Regions from separate parts of the Mus musculus genome. Here all the other regions are linked to region 1. Evidence: chromatin loops called from intact Hi-C (ENCODE). Cell type or tissue: heart. All regions are shown on one strand. Links, peaks and the distances in the headings refer to the core of each region. The heading gives the core; the rest is flanking DNA.

What was found. Hi-C counts contacts between places; a loop is a spot of excess contacts. Peaks named below come from ENCODE experiments on the same cell type or tissue, not always from the same donor. Only the 100,000 strongest peaks of a DNase experiment are listed, where the experiment ranks them.
Region 2: it touches region 1 in a loop (3-fold over the local background); 2 of 42 quality-filtered maps call a loop at or near these places.
Region 3: a loop joins it to region 1, with 2.3 times the contacts of the local background. A loop is called at or near these places in 11 of 42 quality-filtered maps.

Annotation. Positions count from the first base shown.
Region 1 is chrX:167,230,379-167,238,346 of GRCm38, reverse strand. No RefSeq gene overlaps it. Among named protein-coding and RNA genes, the nearest start is that of Tmsb4x, 25 kb to the right of the region's middle. In heart, for the core only: a CTCF peak has its summit at 4,722 (motif pointing right); a DNase peak (open chromatin) is centred at 4,826; H3K27ac peaks cover 319 bases.
Region 2 is chrX:166,506,135-166,514,102 of GRCm38, reverse strand. Tceanc (transcription elongation factor A (SII) N-terminal and central domain containing) reads left to right here and starts at 3,625. Exons shown (of 5, transcript NM_001007577.2): 1 at 3,625-3,810; 2 at 5,097-5,197; 3 at 6,357-6,394. In heart, for the core only: a CTCF peak has its summit at 3,671; DNase peaks (open chromatin) are centred at 3,572 and 3,912; H3K4me3 peaks cover 1,474 bases; H3K27ac peaks cover 1,944 bases.
Region 3 is chrX:166,800,767-166,808,734 of GRCm38, reverse strand. Gm36547 (a long non-coding RNA gene) reads left to right here. Exons shown (of 5, transcript XR_878299.1): 4 at 5,888-5,951; 5 at 6,541-6,560. Among named protein-coding and RNA genes, the nearest start is that of Gm36547, 20 kb to the left of the region's middle. In heart, for the core only: no CTCF peak of the experiment used is centred there; no DNase peak of the experiment used is centred there.

The sequences.
Region 1 (7,968 bases), core at 1,635-6,634:
GGAACAGATAACTAGAAATGGACATAGATTGTCTAACCCAGTATACTTAGTAGGCCCCTGCCCTTCAAACCTGTCAGAGTTCTACTGAATACAGCATTTAAAAGCTTAAATTTGAGATTCTTAAAATGATAGAGACTCCCACATCCCAGCAGTGACACCCTCAAGGTCTCCAAGAAGATACGGACACAAGAAGAAAGGGTTCCACATGGACTGTAGTATGATAACTACTGAGAAACCATTGAAAAATACTGCTCCATTGCCTTGCCTGATGCTGAGGCCTGTCCTGAACTGTGGACAAACAGGGACACTGGAAATGCCTTGAGTTAAGACAAAGCAAGGTCGGTCTTCCAAGTTCCTCATCTACAGGAAGGCTTCTCAGATTGGCCAGGCCTGGGAACCGAAGTTTCAGTCTACCCTGGAGCCTGTGTCCCCAATGAAGCCATCAACATCACAGGAACCTAGTGAAGTGACTAAGTGATGGGTAAGTCTGTCATTTTAATGGGCACATAGGCCATTTAGATTATGATATATCCTTATCAGATCTCTGAGAGGGTTTGAAGCCAGTGATCAACAAACTGTGTCTCATGGTAGTAATTGGATAGGAAAAGTTTATGTCAGGTCTGAGGATATGAAGGCTTCTAAGAAAGTATTTGAAAATCTAGGAAGGTCTTTTGAGGTTGGAAAATACAAGTTGTGGAGGATTTATCTTTTTTTTTGTTTGTTTGTTTTCCAAAACAGAGTTTCTCTGTATAGCCCTGGCTGTCTTTTTGTAAACTTAAAAAAGACTCTTGTAAGCTAGAGGAAATCCACTCAAATCCATTTCCCACTGTCAAATAGACTCAAGATAAGCACTGTCAATTATCAGCCTTTGTCCCTCCCCACCTGCCCATTCCTGACAGTGGGATCTGTTTCTCTTTCCCTGGTCCTGGAATCCCCAAGCCTCCTACTACTACCAAGACCGTGGGCCTAAGAGTTTTGAATGTACACCCAAGAAAGTTTTTCTCCCTAAACTTTATCTTCTGTCCCTAACACCCAGGTGTTCTCTCAGCATCTGCATCCAAGAAAGTTCCAAAACAGTCATTCACAGGTGCTCTGGCCCAGCCTTACAGACCGCTTTAATAGGACCTAAACATTCCTACTCGGAGAAAATCCCACAACCTGAATAGTGATGAAACAACCAGCAATTCCTGGATTGGCTGACATTCAGCTTTTTGTCCACACCCCATAACAATGGCATCCCAATGTCAGCGAGAAGTAATCATAGATGATTTCATCGCCCATTATTCATTTATCATAATAATAATAATGAGAGGCTGGGATGTTTGATTTCAGACCCTGGTACAAGGGACTGGGGCTCATATTTTACATATCAAAGCAGACCTGACCTCCAGGTTCTCTCAGCATCCCTCTGTTCCTATCTGGCATACCCTGTCCCCCAACCCTAAATTTTCCAGCCCAGGAGCTGGGCTGCCCTTCCCCCAAAGGCTCCTCTCTCTGTAATCCAGACATTTGGGTCTCTCTTGCTTCTTCTCTCTGCACATGTATCCTTTCTCTCTTTGCCTCCAGCCCCCTCTCTCTGTGGCAAGTTCCCTGGCCTCCTTCCTTGGGGCACTGAAATCAGTCACCCTACAGTAGCTTTGCAATAAACCAGTCTTTAATATATTCAAATCTAGCTTGAATTGACTCATTTCACAGCAAAGAAATCACCTATCCCTATACAATCCACATATACCATTCCAGGTTATATGCTCAAAGGAATTTAAGTGAGCATATCACAAAGCTACTCAGATATCCATGTTTATTGCTGCACTGTCCACAACTGTCGCGTCCTCTCTCGACCAGCAAGAACGACACGACCACCAGTCCTTCTAACAGCAGTTTATTCAGCAAACTTCAGTCTTCATCTCTCTCTCTTCATCTTTTCCTCATCTATCTCTCTCCAACCCCAGGCCTCTCACTCTTATATACTCTCAGTCTTCATCCACTCACAGCAGGCCACGTCACCTCACCAGGCACGCAGCTTCAGCCAATCAGGGCGGCAGGGGCATGTCTCCACCAAATATGGACTTGTTTAAACTGCCAGCATCATGGTGCACCTGCGCAGCTCTCACGATGGTCGTGGCTTATATTCAGGTGTATGAGGAAGTCAGGTGTAAGTCATAAGACTTAGCTGCAGTCCCGGGCGCCATCTTGGGACTGCTGCCACACCCGCTCCTCACACACAACAGGCAAAATGTGCCATCAGACTATAAGTCCATCAACAGAGGAGTGAACAAGGAAAGGAGGTCCATGTACACAATAGAGTTATCCTCTCCAAAACAACGAAGTAATTTTATTTATGAGAAAGTGAATAGAGATCATCATGTGAAGGAAAGTAAGCCAAATTCAGAAAGACAAATATACTGTATTTTCTCTTACTAGTGGAATGTATGCATTTTCACTGAGGAGACAGGTGTGAAGAAAGGAGAGTGGGGAAAGCAATAGAGAATAATAGGGCAGAAGCCTGACAAGTACTCCATATTCTCATTCATATGTAGAATACGTGTGTGAAAAAGAAAACTCTTCTTCAGGGCAACACACTTGGGAAGTATTTGCTTGTCAAATAGCTCTAATATGCACTGTGACACCCCCTCCCAACAGAGCTGGATTATACAGCTTTCCTAAACATTTGTCTGTGGATTATAATTTTTTTGCTTGTAATGTGTGTACTGAAACTAAGGGTTTCTCTTCCAAAATGCAGATTTAAAGGCCTGATGGAGATCCTCCTAGCCTGGTAAGCCCTTGAAAGTGTTCCCAAGTGTATGGTGACAGTCACTATTCTGCCACAGATTCTTATGTTTTTAAGACGGGGGGGGGGACCCTCAAACCATATTTCTTGAGCTGTTCATATACCGTTGGTCTTCTTCTTGATCAGAATGTGCTAGTTTTCCAGAGGTGACATTATTCCAAAGAGACAGTTGACAACAAGACGGATCATACTGCCGAAGTCAAGAACAAAGAAAAAGTAACCATGATAGATTCTTCTTTGATATCGGGGGAAGAGGATAATGTCTCCTTCAGTAACATCGTTAGTCATAGACAAGAGAAGCTCAGTACTTGACACAACTGAAAATAGTCCCTCCATGGACTAGGTTATCCTCTGCTGCGACTGAAGGAAATGTCTGGTGACTTAATAGGGAATATTGTACTTTCAAAGGCATTAAATCCCGTGGGTATAATTGAAACAATTACTTTCTGATCTTGAAAGAATTTCTACCTTCAAAACAGCAAAGCTTATCCAACCAAAGTTGGCTACTCTGGAGATATTATTTACATTGGAAAACAACATTAAATATGCATATGTATATACCAATAGTCACGTGTACACGTGTCTACCTGTAGATGGAGATGGCCATCATTAACTGTCTAGTAAGTATAAATAAAAGGGGCTAGAGAGTGGCTCAGTGATTAAGAGTATTTGCTGCTCTTGAAGATGACCAGGGTTCCATTCCTTGCATGCAGATGGCAGCTTGCAGCCATCTGTGACTCCAGTTCCAGTGGATCCGATGCCCTCTGTAGGCACCAAGTACATAAGTGTGCATAGACATGAATGCACAGTTGCACATATGTGTGTACATGTGTGCACATGGATGTAGAGGCCATAGGGAAGCCTCAGTTGTAGAAGTAGACAAGTTCAGGGTCATAAGCACTGGCATGGTGGTTTTGGGGTGTTAGAAAGTGAGATTTTCTCACTGTGGCACTGCTAAGATCTTGGATGACATTACTCTTTATTAGGGATTAGAAGGATCTGTCCTATACATTTTGGGATTTTCCACAGCATTTGAGTCTTGCTGCTGCAGGCCAGTAGGGCCCTCCCTTTTGCAGCTTATATACATTACATAGAAGGAAAACATATACTAAATTCTTAGTGTGGAAGTATGGGTCCGACGGCTATGATTTGAGAGTGGCTGGCTTTAGCCTTAAAACTTGCAAAATTAAGGGGCTATGTGCCTCCACCAAAGCAACTGCTTTGCCTAGGGGAGAAAAGGAGAAAGTTGCTGGTGCTGAGAAGTGAATGCTTCTGGAGATGCAATTTCTACTACTTTGGATTGACCTTGGTGAATGCTGTATTCACACCCAGTCAGGGGATCCCATTTGTGCTCAAAGAAACGGTCACCCACACGTGAACTGAGAATCCTAGAAGCATCATGAAAGCCTTTGTAAAGATCACATCTGCAGTGAAAAGTGTGAGGTGATCAACATCTCAGACTCAGGACTCAGTCAAGGGCATCCTCAAATTTACCACATACCTATATTTTCCCATGGATGATGGGGCTTTATAAAAATAAAAGGTCCTAGCTCAGTCGGTAGAGGCCTGCCTAGAATGCACAAAGACCCATGTCCCATCCCTACACATAAACTAGATGTGGCACAGACCAATCATACCAGCACTTGGCAGCAAGGGGTGGAGGTAGAGGCAGGAGGATCAAGAGCTCAAGGTCATCGTCAGAGTAAGGTAAAAAGGCCATCCTGAGTCAAACAAAAAGACCAAAGACAAGGTACACTGCCATCAGATCAGATCAGGAGTGTCTTTCTCTCATGGCTACCTCATTTTGATATAGTTGAAGGAGCTCAATTTGTCTACGGAGACTAAGGTAAAATAAGGAGCCTAACTTAGTCAGGCTTTGTTTTTCAGAGGAACCTAGCCACTCTTATGAATCGATACCAAGGACTGCCAGCAGATGGCAGTAAAGGTCCGCCTAGTGCTCTAGCTTTGGGCTAGCCAGGCGTTCAGGGTGTGGTATCTTCATTGTTGATTTTGAAACCTGGCCCCTCACCTGCCTGAAATCTGCCAGGAAAAAAAAAAAAAAAAGGTTAAAAGCCACATTCCCACTGTATCAGAGAGCACTCCTAAACAGGGTAGTGTTCGGGAACCTCGCCCTACACAGTCAGATAAGCCGTCTACGTGGATCCAATTCAGACCTTAACAAGTAAACTCCAGTGCAAATTTTCTATTGGCTCCCAGTGATGTCACTTGCTGCGGCTGGGAGGCTGGGAGAACTGGTTTTCTTAGTGTGGGGAACCTTTGTTCTCTGCAACACCCACCTGGAACCCTGGGGCCTCACTGTGAAGCCAGGGCCCCCAAGGTATCTGGATACAGCACACTGCTTTGCTCCAGCACACCTAGAGTGCCTAAGAAATGGAAGTGCAGAGCAAGGGTTAGGTGAATTCACGGTACAGGAATGACTCTCACCTGGGCTCCATGAAACTCAGTCCCTAAGCCAAGCCAGGCTTTGTGGAGCTTTAAGTCACTCACTTGATATTAGTTCTCCCCCTGGGATGGATGGAGTTCTTAAAAGGCCCAGAGTGGTTCCAGGCCTTCTGGATTGGTTCCTGGGTTCATTAAATCACCTCACCCTTTAACCACTTTAGACTCTTTACACCTCGGGCACATTTAAAATAATATGCAAACCTTAATGAGGCAAGGGTAGAAGAATAGAAGGCCTATTACTATACAAAGTTGATTTCTGCCTCCTCCTAAACTGCCACAATTAACACTGTTCCCAAAAGGTCAACTTGATTATTTGCTTTGTCCCTTTCTGAAAGAAGCACTTGTGTCTGGCTTGTCTTTAAATATCTGCAGGTCATCTAAGAGGAAGTCCGTGGTGGTGGTACTTTTGTAGGACCTGGCCATTTGTTTACATCCAAGCTCTTTAACCCTCTACAGCTGCAGGTGGAGAATCCGTGGTTCTTCATGCTCTGCCTGGACTTCACGCTCCATTTAGCTCAGCAGTGACCCAGGTGAGCCTCTGGCCACAATGACAGCGCCATTGCCCCTCCACTACTAATAATGTGGCGGCTGTAGTTGAACTTGCTGTTAAGTCCAACAGTTCTCTTGGGTAGTTAGACTAACTGTAGCCCTTAGAGGTGGAAGAGTCGGGCATGACTGTGAGGGTGTGGGAGAAGGAGCCCAAAGCTAGTTGCCAATACACTGAGCTGACAACATGGCCTGGCCGCCCCGCTCAAAAGCTGGGTGAGCTTATTTACAGAGCTCGTCACCGCCTCAAAGCTTCACTTTGTTCACCTCTACTATCAAGGAAGAAAAAACATTCCTGAGGCTTTTCTTAAAGGAGGGCTAAACCTGAGGTGCGCTGAGAAGTGACAGTGACTGACTTGTGGGGTGGGGAGAAGCCCTTTGCAGTGCTTGCCAATTTTCTCAGCGCACGTGCCCCCTCGTGAGAGGACAGTCTCTTTCTTGCCCAAGCTCGGCTTTTGCTGCCTTCCTTGGCTCCCATACCTGGCTTTCAGCACTTCTGTGATTGCGACTCTCTGAACACTTTTCAGTCTTTTCCATAATCCCTACGGATAAAATGAATACCTTTGTAGGTCTTTTTTTTTTTTTTTCATCTCTCTCCACCTTCGCACTTCCTCCTTCTCAAGCTCACAGCAAAATTACTAGATTTGGAATGTATGCTTATGGAATAAATGAAGGGGTGACTGGAAGCTGACATTAGCAACAGTGAGGCAGGGCCTCCAGTGCCGACCTCTTAAAGCAGAAGAACACGAAATCATTTCTTTTGGGGAGGGTAGGGGGCTACTGCAGCCCTTCCTGCAAGGCATCCTGGGATCTGCAGGGAAAAGCAAGACTGTCTGGCGGAAGCAGCCCTCCCCACAGAGACCAGCTATGCGTTTGTTAGCATTTTTCTGCAGGAAGGGAGAAGTGGATGTCGGAATGCAAAGAGACATGGACGGTGCTGCAGGCATCTTTGTTTCTGTAAAGCTCCTACCTGGATCTGGCCTTTAGACAAGTTGCTTACTTCCTTACTTTTCTCATTTATCTAATGTGACAAAACCTGTGCTCAGCTTACTTCTAAGACATAGGGAAAAGAAACAATAGGTGTTCGAGCAGGCTTTTTAGTCCTGCCACAGAATACGTGGCCACCAGTTGTTCCCACGTGCTGCTAAGAAGGGGCAGGGCCACTGGGACAGTTCACATTCATTCTCACGGGAAGTGAAAGTGAGTCGCGTTGCTCTGTGTCTGTCATGTGACAGCTGTAGGGCACAATCAACTCACTGAGTTTCTGCTTCCTGCTGCTAGGGTGACACGCCAGGCCTGGTGGCTTATACCTCTAAATTCTCCCAATTGGGAGGCTGAATGTTGCCTGGATTATACATGGACACCCTGTCGAATACAGCAAAACAACAAAACAGGGGTGATAGTAGGTTTTATTTAGTAACCACTTCCAATGTGACTAGTCCTGCTCTGGCAGTGCCCCTCCCCCTGCAACCCCAGAATTTCAAAATGGCAGCCGCAGCTTCATTTTTGTGTGTGTGTCGAACGGTACCTAAGCTTCTTTGCAGCTTTGCTGTGTACCAAAAATACAGCTTTTGGAAGTTGTTTTGTAAATTATCTTTTCAATTTTTTATTTGTCTTTATTACTTGACCTACATTATTGTTCTTGAGAGTATCTCTTTATGTAGCCCAAGCTATCCTTGGACACATAATACTCCTAACTGCCTCAGTGTCATAAATGCTAAACATACAGGCATACAGCACTGTGCCCAGTGAGGGTTGTATACTTTCATTCTCTTGAACACATTTTGGGTAAATTCTCAATACACACTTATATTCTTTACTCCATATCTTTACATTTTCTTACCATTTTTTTTTTTTTCGGAGCAGAAGCAATTGGTTTCAAAATTGAACTTGTCAATGCTTTCTTTTATGGGGTATGACTTCAGTGGCACATTTAAGAAATACTCGCTAGCAAGATGGCGTGTTATATGCCTGTAATCCCAGTATTTGGGGGGGGGGCTGTCAGGGAGATCAGCAGTTCCAGGCTAATCTTGACTAAATAGAGCAACCCTGTGTCAAAAACAAGAACATTATTCTAATTCTTCCCACGAAAAACAGAATCATTTTCTCTTCTGTTCATTTCTACAACTTTTGTGATTTTATGTTTATGTCTGCAATGAATTTCTACATTT
Region 2 (7,968 bases), core at 1,422-6,421, 720 kb after region 1:
ATGTTTAACTCATCATAGAACTCAGTACTTTAATTGACAGTCAGTGGAACATTGCCCCAACCAATAAAATTCTCAGCAGTTTTCCTGGTGTGTATTTCCAGTTCAGTTATGGAGTCATTCCAGATGTGCTGAGCCAGGACAGTTCCACAGAGCTTGCTGCAGTAACTGACATGTTGTCTACCTGTGCCATATACTACAGTACCCATTTTCCACAGTAGCTGATAACTTGGCATTGAGGCAGTGTAACTGAGGAACTGGGTTTTAAATCTTATCTAAACAAAAATAGCTGTAGATGCCCAGTGCAGCGACGAAGGCAGGTCTACACGGGTAACTCTAACTTGCCTCTTAGGTGATACACTGTGTTTTAGAGTTTTTAGATTTCTTTCTTCCTTCACACCCTCTGGTGTCTGGGTCATATCTGGTTTTTTTTTTTTTTTTCAGAATTTTGACTAATGTTTTTCTTTTTTTTTTTCTAATTCTCCTCTGTACAGTAGGGTAGGCAGCTTTTCAAATAGCTTTTACTATTTAGACTAATTCATTCCGGGAAATGTTTAATAGTTTTGGTAGGACTGTTCGGTTTGGGGTATTGATGCACCGCTGAGGATTGAACCTAGGGCATATTTCATGCTCGCACAAACAGTCTAGAGCTCAGCTACACCTTCATCCGGGTACAGTTATTTGCTTTTATAGACTTTTTTGTTTATTTATTTTACGTATTTTTGTTTATTTATTTTTATTTTATGTATATGAGTATCTTGCCTGCATGTATACATGGATGTATACCATGGACATGCCTATGGCCAACAGAGGGTAGAAGGGGACATCAATCCCTGAGTTTCACACAGTTGTGAGCCACCCTATGGGTGCTGAGAGTCAAAGCCCAGATCCTCGGAAAGAGAAACAAGTGCCCTTAACACTGAGCCAGCTCTTCAATCCCTTGTGAAAAATATTATATATTTCAAGAATTGTGCATTACAAATCTCACCAAGGATTTAGTCCCGCTAGGTGACTGCTTAAGGACAATGATGTTTCAAAGCCCTTCATTTACCCCCCCCACCATGCTCCCCTATGCTCCCAGGGGGTCAGGACTGAACTCAAGGCCTAGCGCACCCTAAGTGAGCACTCTCCACTCAGCTGAGTGCTGTATATTGGTATTTGCATATTCCTGAAGGTGGCCAGAGTAACTCAGAAAATGAACCTAAAAGTAACAGAGGACCAGGAAGAAAGAAAGAAAGAAAGAAAGAAAGAAAGAAAGAAAGAGAGAGAGAGAGAGAGAGAGAGAGACCACTAAGGCATATGACATTAAATAGGAGACTACTGACTGCCAGTATACTTGGAGTTCCTACACAGTGAACTGCAGCCTAATCTTGGATGTAAAGAAAGTGCAACTCCAATGGGCAAGCATAACAGCTAAGTCTTAGCCAATCACAGTATTCCAAGTGAGCAGACTGTGTACCCAGAGCCCCATTTGGAGCAGCATCTAGCCAAGCCATTTCTTCGTGATTGTGCTTTCTTTCCATGCGACCAATATTGCCTTGAGAATGCTCTCGGTTTTTCTTCTCTGGTCCTGGGCAGCACTGCCTAATTCACAAATATCAGTCTTTGCTCAAATGAATTCTACTAAAAGTAAGCTATCAAAAATTATCGGGTTTTTTTTTTTTTTTTTTTTTTGTACTAAGCAAAGATTCTTTGTAATTCAAGCCGGGCTCTTCTAGGCCTTGTGTGCGCACATCTTCAGAGGCCAGCTGTAGCAGAGTCCTGATACTTATCATTTACTCAGAGCTTCTCATTCTCACTACACAATCTCGCTCAGCATCTGCTCCAGTTCTCCACTCTGTACCACCCACTTACACCTACACCCCTACTGTCAGATCTGCAGCCAAAATCCCATTGGGTTAGAGCCTAGCTTGGTTTCTGTTGCTGGGATAAACACAGTGGTCAAATACAACTCAGGGAGGAAAGGATTTATTTCATCTGACAGGCTACAGTCCATAATTGAAGGAACTCAGGGCAGGAACTGGAAGCAGGAACCATGGAGGAATGCTACTTACTGCCTTGCTCCCAAGTACACATCAACTACCCTTTTGTATACAGCCCAGGCCTAAGTACTAAGGATAATATGGCCTTCCCACAGAGGGCTGAGCCCGCCTACATTAATTAGAAATAGAGAAAAATGCCACACAGATGTGTACAATTTTTCAATTGAGACTCCTTCTTTCCAGGTGTGTCAAGTTGACAAGCAAGACCTTGCAGTTTTGTAAATCAATTATTTCCGAGAACTTCAACACCAAATGGTGTTACTTTCAGAGTGATAAACCATAGCAAAAAACAAAAAAAAAAAAAAACAAAAAAAAACCAAAAACTTCTAGACTGGGCCTAGTGATACACACCCATAGTATCAGCACTTGGAGAGCAAGAAGATTATCCTAGTTTGAGGACAGCCTGGACTACATAGTTGTAGACCAGGCTAGACTACAGTGTGAGAATCTTGTGTTTAAACCAAACCAAACCCAAACCAAGATTGCTTTGTAATCATACCCTAATACTAACCGTTCAAAACAGAAAAATAATCAGGCATCCCTTATCCTGATCAGTGTGAGTTCCTTGTCCTCCCTCTGCTGAGGTAAAATCTCTTACATTCATGACCAGATCACCCTGCTGTATCCCTGCTATGAACAGATCCAGTACACAACACTGAGGGGTTGCTTCCTTAAATCTTTTCCTGAATTGTTTTGGCATTGGAGGTCAAAGGAGTCTGCCACATTTTCTAGTTCAATTATCACTGTGGTTTTAATCCTTGAAGGCAGACCATGTTCACACATACACTCAGGTTTCTTGTAACTAATTACTGAATGGTTACTACTTCCTTTCATTCTTGTGATGCATGTTATATGCTTGTTGGACTAATTACTGTTAGGCATGACAGTAATTATGGCTTGCCTTTTTGCTGCCTGGTTTGTTAGTTGAGAGAGTCTTACTATGTAACCCTAGCTGGTCAGAAACTTATGGACCTTCTCCCATCTCTGCCTCTGGAGCGCTAGTATTATATGCCACCAGGTTTAGCCATTTTTATATTGATTTAAAAAAAAAAACCCAACCATTTATTATTACAGACCATCACTGTTAGCCATTTATATTTTATTTGATTGTTCTTATGGAGGGTTTTACATTTGTTTATTTTTATTTATTTAGGAAGGCGAGTACCGGGTCCAGCCTGTTTAGTTTTGCCCCAGGCTGTCCTCGAACTCGGGATCCTCCGGTCTCTGTACTTTAGTCTTCAGCCTTTGCCTACTGGGGTCCATCACCACAGCCAGCCTGTTTTTATTTTTGTCCCATCTGTTTTACTGGTTTGACGGAAACTAAAAAGAGTAAGCGCATCAACAAACGTTGCCACTGAAACGCAGCAGCCGGGTTAGTTTCACTTCGGGCCTTAGCTCCTCTCTCAAGGGACCACTCTGCGAGGCCCGCGGCCGCTCTGCGCAGGCGCCAAGTCCAAAGCACCTTAGCGTCCAATCCCACGCCCACGTTGGCTCGCCGGAACCTTAGGACTGGTGCAGGCTCTGTCGTCCGGCCCCAAGAAACGGAAGTTCCCTCCAGGAGGAGGCGGCACCGCCCACTGGAGGGCGGCGCCTGCGCTTCTGGGCGGGCGGTGCTGCGGCCGCTAGGGCAGTGACCGAGCATCTCCGATGGCGGCGTTCCGCCATTTCCGTTACCTCGGCCCCCGCGGAAGGGCTAACTCCCGGGTCCAGTGGAAGGCAATCCCGGCTCGCAGGGGCGCTCTGGTGCTCCCCGTGCCCAGGCTGCTCGAAGGTTGATTTCCTCCTCCCTTTAGGTGCTGTCATTGGAGCGGGCCGGAAGGCGCGCCGCCATGGCTGTACGGCCTCAGGGCCGTCCCCCGGGGTGGATTTCTGCAGGCTTTGTTTAGTAGTCAACCCCACCCACAGGAATCTCTCTGGGCGGGCCGGTTCCTCTCCCTGTCCCTTCCCCCGGGATCCTAACGTGGCTGCCTAAAAACAACGCCCCGCCAGCGTCTCGTGTCCTAGCCCCCCAGCCCCCCATGGCCCGTCCATTCCCTTCTGAGCCAGGGCCTTGAAGCTTGACCGATAAGTTTAGCCTGGAGCTAGAAAATTTCTCTTTTTTTCCCCTCCTGGATGTTGAGAGAGATTTAAAGACTGCTGGTCTGTTCCCTAAGCCTCTGGAAAATTTCACAGTAACTTTCCTGTGCTTTTTCTTCACGTTTGGACGATTTTAGTGCAGATGTGTGTATGCCCTTCCTATAATTGCATATTCCCAGGCGTCTGCATGCATTCAGGCAACACATGGTAGGGCCGACTCTTGCTGTCACTATAAAAGGTTTTGTATGTGCACACACATTGTACACACACACACATATACATACTCATACACACACTGGTAAATGGTAAAATGTACACTCATATATGAACTACAACTGCCATGAAATGTGTCTGATCTGGATTGGAGTGTGTTCGAGTGTAAAGCACAGCAGACTTTTGTTTTTGAGAATTAACACAAAAAGGAATTAAAATACCCTTTTATCAGATTTTGAAAGGACAGTATTGGGGCGAAGCTTAGGTGTAGCTCAGTAGTAGAGCACATACTTTAATCTGCCTAAGGCCCTGGGTATGAACTCTGCCACTGCATTTTAAAGGAAAAATATTTTAGCTAAGTAAAACTAGAATTAATTCCAACAAATTTTAACATACTATCACACATTTAAAAAATATCTTTGTGGCTTGAAATCTTTATATGAGATAGCATTGCTCTACAAAGGGTGCTTTCAAACAGTACCCTGTGGCCAAACACAGACTGCCCACATTCTCTTTTGAAATACAGTCTCTTGTAGCCCTGGCTGGCCTCTTTCTGACCACACTGGCTTTATGAGGTGTGCATAGAGGGGGGTGGGCTTGAGGAGGGTGCAAACTCAGTGCCCTGTGCATGTTAGGTAAGTGCTCCACGAACTGAGCCTCATCTTCAGACCCCCTCCCTCAACACACACACTTTAAAAAATAATTTGTGCTAATCAACTTAGATGTCTTCCTTAATTACTGTCCTCCCCCCTCCCTTTTTTGAGACAGGGTCTGACACTGAACCTGAAGCTCACCAGTTCAGCTAGACTGCCTGGCCAGTGAACTCCAAAGACTGACCTGTCTCTCCCTTCCCGTTGCTGGAATTACAGGTGTGCACCATAAGCCTGGCTTTTTATGTAGATGCTGGGGATCAAGACTCAGGTCCTCATTGCACAGCAAGCAGTTTACCACCTGAGCCATCTTCCCAGTTCCAGCCTGCCTTATTAGGTTTAATTGTATATAGATGTGTGGGTATATGCATGTGAGTGCCAGTCCTACAGGAGGCCAAAGGCATCAGGTTTTCCTAAAGCTGGGTTATAAGCACTTGTGAACTACCCAGTATAGGGTGGGAACTAAAGGGGATGTAGGGGAAGGAGGCAGGAGGGAGGATAGCCCAAGCCCGGCCAGCGTTCCTCCTATGCTCTGGGCAGGCAGACGCCGTAAGGCTGCCAGAAGCTTTCCACTCAGCCCGGGTGGGCATTTAAGCCACTGACCCCACTTGACAGGGGGTGGGGTGGGGTGGACAAGGGGCAGCCCCTGAAACCAGGGCCCCCAGGACAACACCCTGTTGCCCCGGCGTTATGGGAGCAAGGGCTGAAGGAAGAGAGGTAAGGGCTGAAGGAAGAGAGGTTCCCACACAGGTGAGAGTAAGTGTAGGGGGCCTTGATGAGCAGAGACAGTCTATGGTTTTAGAGCTTTATTGTAGAAAGGCAGGGGGAAAGAGAAAAGAAAGGCTAGAGAATAAGAGTAAGAGAGTGAGAGGAGAGGAGAGAAGAGTAAGGGGAGTAAGAGGAAGAGAGCGAGGTGGAGCCAAACAGCTCCTCTTATGGTTTGCTGTAATCTTTACTATTGCTAGGTAACTGGGAGGAGTTTAGCCTGAAGGTCAGAAGCTTGGGACATTGTCTACATGACTACTAGCCATGCTTCTCCTGTGGGGGTTGAGGGGAAAGTAACTTCGACAGGAGCCAGGGTCCAGGAGACACGAGGGAACGCCTTCCATCCCATGTAGGTGGGAATTACCACCACTGGGTCCCGGGGTTCAACATCTAGCCTCAACTGGAAACCAGGCTGTCTGTGCATAGCCCAGTGCCCCACAGTGTAGGTGCTGGAAACTGAACCTGGCTCCTCTAAGATAGCAGTACACAACTGCTTAACCATCACTCCAGCCCCATTCAGTATTTGCTATCTGTTTGTTCTGCTGCAAAAGTAATAGAGTTAAATAGTCCCTGCACCAGAAGTCTAAAGTATTTCCTATCTGTCCTTTTACAGAAAGTATTTGCTGGCCTCCTGTCCTGGAAAAATAGCTGGTATGTAGATATTAAATCTTTTTTAATGTTTTTTTTTTTAAGACAAAGTCTCACTATAAAGCTCATGTTGTCTAGACTTGACAAACATCCTGCCTTAGCCTCCAGAGTGCTAGGATATATGTGTCAGTATACTTAGAAAGATTTATTCATTTTTAAGTTACAGTTAATATATTTGTGGTGTGTGAATGCACATGTCGAAGTCAGAGGAGAACTTGTCAGTTCTCTTACTCTAGTACCTTCTAGGGACTGATCTCATGGTGTCAGGCTTGGAGGGCAAGAGCCTTTACCCACTGAGCCAGTTTGCCAGCCCCTGGCAATTTTTAAAATATTTTTATTATAAATTCACATAATTGTCAGCCACTTATAAAGACTGAGTGATTCATTAAACTATCTCTTTTGATTCACATATTAATCCAGGATGGCAGAGTCACCTTTTTTTAATTTTCTTTTTTATTAGATATTTTCTTTATATATATTTCAAATGCTATCCCGAAAGTTCCCTATACTCTCCCTTCACCCTGCTCCCCTACCCACCCACTCCTGCTTCTTGGCCCTGGTGTTCCCCTGTATAAAGTTTGCAATGCCAAGGGGCCTCTCTTCCCAATGTTAGCCAACTAGGCCATCTTCTGCTACATATGCAGCTAGAGATACGAGCTCTGGGGGCACTGGTTAGTTCATATTGTTGTTCCAAATATAGGGTTGCAGACCCCTTCAGCTCCTTGGGTACTTTCTCTAGCTCCTCCATTGGGGGCCCTGTGTTCCATCTTATAGATGACTGTGAGCATTCACTTCTGTATTTGCCAGGCACTGACAAAGGAGACAGCTATATCAGGGTCCTTTCAGCAAAATTATGCTGGCATATGGGTTTGGTGGTTGATTATAGGATGGATACCCGGGTGGGGTAGTCTCTGGATGGTCCATCCTTTCGTCTTAGCTCCAAACTTTGTCTCTGTAACTCCTTTCATGAGAGTCAGGCATTTTGAAGATGATGAAGTAGAGGCACAGGATGATCACCAACTTGTCTAGTATTCCCTCATTTTGAGGAACTATAGTTTCGTTTTCTTTTCTTTTTTTTTTCTTTCTTTCTTTCTTTCTTTCTTTCTTTTTTTTTTTTTTTTTTGAGACAGGGTTTCTCTGTGTATCCCTGGCTGTCCTGGAGCTCACTTTGTAGACCAGGCTGGCCTCGAACTCAGAAATCCGCCTGACTCTGCCTCCCGAGTGCTGGGATTAAAGGTGTGTGCTACCACTGCCTGGCTGGAACTATAGTTTCTTGAATATCCATATCCAAAAAACTGCTCAGACCTACTTGATTAGCCCACAATGGACACCATTGGGTTTTTTGATCTAGGATTTTTAAAATTTTTTGTTAGCATACAGAATAAATACTAAGGAGTTTCATTTGTTTGGTTTGGTTTTTTTGTTTTGTTTTGTTTTTTTTTGTGAGGGGTGGTTCTTGAGACAAGGTTTCTCTCTGTAACCCTGGCTGTGCTGGAACTCTATCTGTAGACCAGGCTGGCCTCAAATTCACAGAGATCCACCTACCTCTGCCTCCCGAGTGCTGCAATTAAAGGTGT
Region 3 (7,968 bases), core at 1,422-6,421, 430 kb after region 1:
GGTTTGTATCCTTCCTTTCCCTATAGTATCTGTATCTGGCACCAATTTTCTGTATTTTTTCCTACCTATTATAGTACTAATTTTCTGTGTGGCATCATGAACTGGGCAGAATGTAATTTCAGCACTCAGAGGGCTGAAGCAGGAGGATTGATGTGGGTTCAAAACTACCCAGGGCTACAAAACAGTACAGGTCAAAAAGAACCATATTGAAAGACCCTTTCTAAAGAAATACACACACGCGCGCATATGCACAGCCTTTGTGGGACAGCGACTCATATAGAAAGACATTCTGCTTATGAGCTGTGCTATCCACTAGGCTGGGGCCCAGATGAAAGAAAAGATGTAGGAGGAAGGCAGCTGGCATATGAAACTTGCACTGTTCTTGAGTGTGTTATCTGCTGATGCTGCTATTGCCTGTGCATGTCAGACTCCCTCCTTATTCAACCTTTCAACATGGACCTTTCAGTTCATGCTAGCAGAATTCCGGGGCTTTCCAGCTCCAGCCTCTGACCAGGGCCACCTCATTGATTCCTCCCACTCTGAGGCTCCTAGCTTCTTAGGTTGAGCAGCTACTGGTTGTTCTGGCTCTTCAGAGTGCAGACAGCCAGAGTTAGATTACCCACCCTGTAATTGTGTAAGCCAACTGAATAAATCTCCTTTTATAATTATAAAAGTAAAATAATGTGGCAGTATATGAGGTTTTATTCATCAGATTGCTTTTTCATTGGCTGTTTTTCTGAATTATCTACCCATGTTGCATCTCTTTTGAACTGCTCTGTGACACTCCATTGCTGAGTACAGTATGCTGTACTAACCATTAGAAACATAGCTGCAGAGAAAGCCTGCCATGTGATTCTTTGCACATATGTCAGAGATCAGATCAGCTTACAGATCTATTCGTTCAAACTGAAAAGTTCATTCCAGAATGATTTGTCAAGTCACCGATCCCAATAACAAAAAGAACACACACACACACACACACACACACACACACACACACACACACACACACCCTCTGCCACTCCCTGACCTGGAGACAAGGTGTCAGGCAGCTCAGACTGACTTCAGACTCATTGTGTAACTGAGAATGAGAAAGTTCCTTGTTTTCAGTTACACTAGACTATTAGCTCTGAAATAGCAGAGCTTTGTTTACTTTCCTTTCCTAAAAATCAGAGAAGCATCTCTTTGGCATTAATTTTTCCTAGTCTGTGAGTTTATTTTCACATATAGCTTGCTTACGAGATGTCTCTTTGTCTTACTGAATTACAAACTTCTCTGCATATTTTAAGATGCTAGTGTATTTCTCTCGCCATTTCTATGGCTTCTTTTTCTAAGGTTGAAAGCACTTTGCTTTCTGTTGTATTTATATTTTTGCTTTGTATTTGCTTCTCTCATCTTCACTGGAAAGTTGTATGCTTGTTTGGGAAGGCTTTGAATTCTAAAGATACTATCCATTATCTCCTTTTCAGAGGTTTTCATGACTCCTTTTTTTTGTCCAGCTCTCTAGACTGTTCCTTTTATCTCGATGGAGTACGTGATAGTACGTACTAACTCTCTTGCTGTCATTTGTGGAAACTTCTCTCACCAACTCTGCACGTTATAATACCTTTGGAGGGGGGCAAGTTTTCATTATTTCACAGAGCAATTTCTGAGTGGTTTAGATATTATTGTCTCTTGCTTTTCTATCAGCAAAGTGTGGTCACCTTGTCAAATTCTGTGAAAACTCTGGTTGGAATTTCTGTTTAAATCCTGTACATTTATTGATCAATTTGAAAACTGTCATCCTCTCAATTATGTCTCCCCTCCCCCAAAGATTTTGTTAAACCTGCATGTATTCCAGACATCTGCTCTACACTTTACACTTTATTCTTTTTTGTATACTTAGTATAAATTTACTCAGCTAATTTATATGTTTGTTGCTCTGACACTTGAGAACTTTATTTTAAGATATTTTCTGTGTTTAACATTTATTTGCCTCGCTGGTTTTGGCTTTTATGAAACATTTTAGAAAGCATTTGCATTTTATTCTTGCATGACATGAAATATAAATATAGCATTTTCCCACAGAGAGTCAATTATTTTCAGTTCTCATGAATAATCTCTTGACCCCTGGTTTACAAGACCTCATTTATTATGCATTGCTTTTTTTTTCATACATGTCAGGGTGATTTTCCCACCATCAGTTAGTTACCATTGATGAATATATTCATTTTCATGTGAATATCATGATGTTCTCATTTCTGTCCATTTTAAATGTCTTTGTATATGTATTTGTGTATAAATACCCACAAAAATATTCGATGAAATGTTGTGTCTTTTGTCAAAAGAAGTATTCAACCAGGATGCCCTTGTGGTATTGTCTCTGGGTTTTATATTATGCTTTAATAGCTGACAGAGCAGCTGAGTTCCTCTTGTGCTTGTATTAAATCAGTATGCTAATTTGGAAAAATATCTCTAGTATTCACTCTTTCATGAATTGGTGATATATTCATTTATTCATATTTTCCTCTAAGTCTCTCCTCTCTAACACTTTGTCATTTTCCTTGCACAGATTCATTTTGAAAGTAAGGTTTCATGCAAATATTTTTTAAAAGAAGCGTGTTCCTTTCATTTGCATACAACTTTGGACTAGTTACTATGAAGAGCCAGAAAGCTGCTTGCTTTTGGACATTTTTCTTTAACCATTTGCTTACCCCCCATAAAGACAAACCTCCCAGTTTTTAATTATCTTGAAGCTTCTCAATAAGTAATTGTATTTTGCCCAAATAATACTTTTTCATGTCACACTTATAATACTAGTGGCATTAACAGTGACAAGGCCTTGAAAATGTACTAACATACTAGCAGTGAGGATCCTTGTTCCTTTTAGTGGGATCTGGTCTCTTGGCTCCTCCTTGTGTAGCATGTGCTGCTGATGAAAGGGCTTCACTCCTGTTTGTCTGGATTTCCCAGACAGCTGCTAAGTACTTTGTAAAGACAGCCTATCCTGTGTAGATCTGTCTGGTCCTCTGTGTCTGGTGTCTGCGGGCTCCCAGTATACAGCTGGAAACTGAATCAAAGCCACAAAGAATGTGTCTTACGTTAGATGCTGGGGAGGCTCTAACAATCCAGGACTGTCTCTTTCTGGAAATGTCGACACTCCCATAAGTCCTAGGAGACACCTGGGTTTCCTTCATGTGCTTCTGTCTATCATTGACCACATACTTCGAAACAAGTGGGAATTGTAGCAATTGTGTCAGCTGCATTCCAGATGACAATGTGGCCAAGATTTAGAGCAGACAGACTTAGAAAGTTATGCATGGCTCTCATTCCTTAATCTTTTCACCAGAGGCAAACACCACTAACAAGTAAGGACATGTGTTATATGTCATAGACATCATAGACAACGTATAAACATGTGCATTCCATGATTTCTCTTTTGTGCCTTTCAAACACATATATTATACATTTGTGTGATAGAAACACATTTCTTCTAACTTAATATAATTAAATATATGCTTTTTAATAGGTATATATTGTCCTCATTTTTCCTATTTTCATTTTTCTAATTTGTTGTCTTGTATGTGGAACCAAAATTTATCTAGGAGAGTTGCTGAGATGTAAGGCAAGCATATTTGCTTACTCAGCTTAGTTTTCAGAGGTACTTTAACTAATGTTACTAAGTTGACATTACTTTAGACTCTGACTTATGAATCATTACTTTTTAGTTTAGTATTAAATAATCTTGAGAGTATTTAAAGTATTCCTCACAATTTGACATTTCTGTGATATGTAAACATGATTTTTATATTTTACAAGAGCATCAGACTTACAAGGTGGTTACTCTAAAGAAATAACAATAATACCAATGCCAGAACAAAGATTATGGAATAATCTATTTGGGCAATATGGCTTAAGTGGGATGCATTTTTTTTCGATCAAGAAAATGAAAATGGTTTAGGAGTACATTCTTAGGGAGCATATGAGGATAAATGTAAAAATAAATCATTAAAACTTTTAATATGTTTTACTGGGAAAAATACATGCTGTGTTTGGAAGAGGAAATGGGCCATGACTAATCACATAATGAATTCTTCACAGAAGAAAGAACCAAAGGACCTGATGCTGAACAATGAATGAACTTTGAACTGCTCTGTGACACTGCTCCCAGAGCAGTCAGTGAGACTTCCATTTCCTTTTCTGAACCATTACCACTAGTCGGTTAAAAGTGGCTGTAGATGGCTTGGTTTTAACTGATCCCACTGTTGGTTGTAGGTGGATTTCCTTAAATAATAATGCTACTGTGTCTTCATTGGTTATTTGGGTTACTGATTGATGTTTATGGTCTTTGTGCCATTTTTTTTAAATTGGCTTGGAGATTGTTCTTAGACTCATGGATTTGGCATTCCTTTTTTTTTTATTTCTCTGTTTATTTAAGAACTATGTTGATCATATATATACCTTATCACAGTTCTATGAGTGTAGCAAGGTAAGAATTGGTCTCCCCTACAAACACCATTATATATTTTCATTTTGTACCTTTTTGGTTTAGTGAATTTTATGTTGATTTTTGTATAATTACATTTTAAAGCTCTGTTGCTAATAGGTTTTCTGAGAAGAAAATGTTCTCTTTCTTATGCCTTTCTTCTTTATGGGCTTTCTTCACACTAGTGCCCATGTTTTCTGAACATACATACATACCTTCACTTTCTGCTAGCATGGTCTAGATGATGGTTCCAAGCTAAAGACAAAACAAAACAAAACGAAGCAAGCAGTGTTAGCCTGGGGTGGTGCTGCACCTTTTGAATCTTAGCACTCAGGAAGCAGAGGCCTGTGAGTTCAAGACCAGCTTGTACTGTACTGAAGAGGTAAGCCAGAAGTACATCATGAATTCTTCTAGTTCAGCCAGAGCTACACAGTGATAACTGTCTTAAAAACAAACAGACACTAAAACAGAGTCTGAAATTGTGGCGTTGTTATTTTTACATCGAGCTTATTTAGAAAGAGAGATGCCTGGTGTTCCCATGAAGTCTCTCTCTGATTAGGGACTGTTAATTCTCTCCCAGAACAATGCTGCCAGTCTTTCAGAGGCTTCCAGATTTGATTCCTTTCTGTCCTCTCTGTCCAACAAATCGTCTCCACGCCCTAGCTCACAAGCCAAATAGCCAGTCAAAAGAAGCCTTGACGCGTAGCCATCTGTGAGTGTTGAAGCAGGGTGATTGTGCTCAGCCCTGGAAGCTGTCGGTGTAGACCACAGATTGGCAAACAACTGCAGGGTGGGAGAGGGGGTGGGGGTGGGGTGAGCTGGCAGAAGGTGACATGTGCACACTGAAACACACAAAGAGCTTCAAGTGATCAAGTGTCCTGCAGACAGCTGGGACTGAGGTTAGCCGCCACCACCTGCTGGAGAGCAGCTGTCAGAGGGGAACAGCCAAATTCAGGGCCCTGACACAGGCACTGCCAGCCCAACAGGTGAAGGCTGGAATTGAAAAGAGCCAGAATCTCTGGGTCAGACAATTGGCACATTGTCGCCTGGAATATCATGCCTCATGCCCCAAGTGAAATGTCAGCTGTTCCCCTGTCCTATGTCAAAAAATCTTTTCTTCCTCCTCCTCCTCCTCCTCCTCTTCCTCCTCTTCTCTCTCCTCTCCTCCTCCTTTTCCCCTTTCTCCTCCCCCTCTCCCTCCTCTTCTTCTTTCTCCTCCTCTCTTTCTCTTCCTCCTTCTTTGGTTTTTTTCTTCTTCAAGACAGGGTCTCATATAGACTGACCTTGAATTCACTATATAACTGAGAGAAACCTTAAAACTTCTGATACAGCTTACAATTGTGCACCACCTCTTATGACTATTTTAGTCCCCATTCTAAGTGAGATTCAAGCATTCTCACTTGAGCTTTCCTTCTTGTTTAGCTTCTTTGGATCTATGGATTGTAGCATGGGCATCCCATATTTTATGGATAATATCAACTTATAAGTGAGTACATATCATGCATGTCCTTTGGGGACTGGGTCACCTCACTAAGGATGATATTCTCAAGTTCCATCCATTTGCCTGCAAAATTCATGATGTCATTATTTTTTAATAGCTGAATAGTATTCCATTGTGTAGATGTACCACATTTTCTTTATTTGTTGTTCAGTTGAAGGACATCTGGAGGTCCAGGATCAGATGTGGGGAGGAACAAGAGGGATGGCCAAATAGCCATGAAAATGAATTGAAATATGCAACTGATGAGGGTGTGGAAGTAGGTGGCATTTCCAGGAGGAGACAGAGACTTGGGATAAGGAAGGCACCCAAGAACCAATCAATGGGGGTGTCTTTAGCTGTGACTCATGGCATTGGGGATATGGAACAGACATGAACTCTAAAGGAGCAATAGGGACACCAACCTACCCACACAACTTTCAACCCAAAATTTATTCTGTCTACAAAAAAATTAAGGGACTGGGGATAGAGTAAAGACTGAAGGAACAGTCAACCAATGACCAACCCAACTTGAGACCCATTCCATAGACAATCACCAACCCCTGACACTATTAATGGTACTCTGTTATGCTTGCAGACAGGAGGCTAGCATGACTGTCTTCTGAGAGGCTCCACCCAGCAGCTGATTCAGACAGATACAGACACCCACAGCCAAACAGTGTGTGGAGCTTGGGCACTCTTATGGAAGAATAGAAGGAAGAATCTCCAAAGGAAGACATGCAGACTCTACTAACCTGGACCCTTGGGGCATTCAGAGCCTGAATCACCTAGCCCTCCCTACACACATGTAGGAGATATGCAGCTTGGTTTTCATGTGGATCCTGAACAACTGGAGCAGGCGCTATATGAAAAGCTGTTGTCTGTACTTGGGCTATTTTCTACAATCTGTGTTGCCTCATCTGGCCTCAGTGGGAGAAGATGTGTCTAGCCTCACAGAGACTTGATGTACCAGGATGAGGGGATACTCAGGGGGCCCCCACCCACTCAGAGGAGAAAGGGAGCAGGGTGGGGAAAGGATTGTAGAAGGAGGTGACCGGGATGGGGCAGTGAGTGAGACATAAAGTGAATAAGTAAAATAATAATAATAATAATAATAATAATAATAATAATAATAATAATATTAAAACAATTGTGCACCATATCATTTATGCAGTACTGGGAATTGAACCTAGAGCTTTGTGCATGCTAGTCAGGTAGCATGAAAATGTAGCACCAACTGCGGTACGATCATAGCCCCTTCTTACACTCTTAATGAAGATTCAGGTTCTCTGGGCAGCCTCTTGGGCCACATACTAGATGTAATCAAACCCATAGCCAAGATCATTTGCCTGAGTTCTGGGATCACAAAAGGACACAAAGCCTCTTACCTCTTGACTGAATGATAAGCTCACGTAGCAGTTGTATGCAGATCTGTAGTGTGCTCATTCAGTTTCCTGACAAAGAAGCCCAGCAGACAGGAAAGACTAGATTCATAGAGTAGAAAGGCCAGCTGCAGGGTCAAGCATGGGCCCACACAGAGCAGATGTGACAAAGGCTGAAAGTGTTGCTAGGCAGAGCCTAGTAACTGGTCAGCACCAAAGCAGAATCTACTTGGCAAGTGTAGGGATCACTCTGGGAGGGGCCACTGCTGCACAGTCTATTGCTGGTACATTTCAAAAGCCTCCTAATCTATCGCCATGGACAAATAACCATGGTTACTTTAATTCTGCTTACTTGTGAGTCTGTGTCTAATAGGCAATGAGTGCTCTCTTGGCTTATAGTGCTTGTAATGGAGTTGAATATGCATTGTTGAAATGGTAAATTGCTTTGGCAACTTCTACCAGCCTATTTAATGAAAATGTTTAGTATTAGCAAAAGAGCAGAAAGATGTGCCCTCATATACAACCAATGAGAGGTAAATTGAGACCTTTGCAGAGAAGTAATTTCATGAGCAGCATTAGAACTAAAATACTCACACCATTCAGCCCACTATCTCCACTTTATGAGCACAACATATACAGAGGGT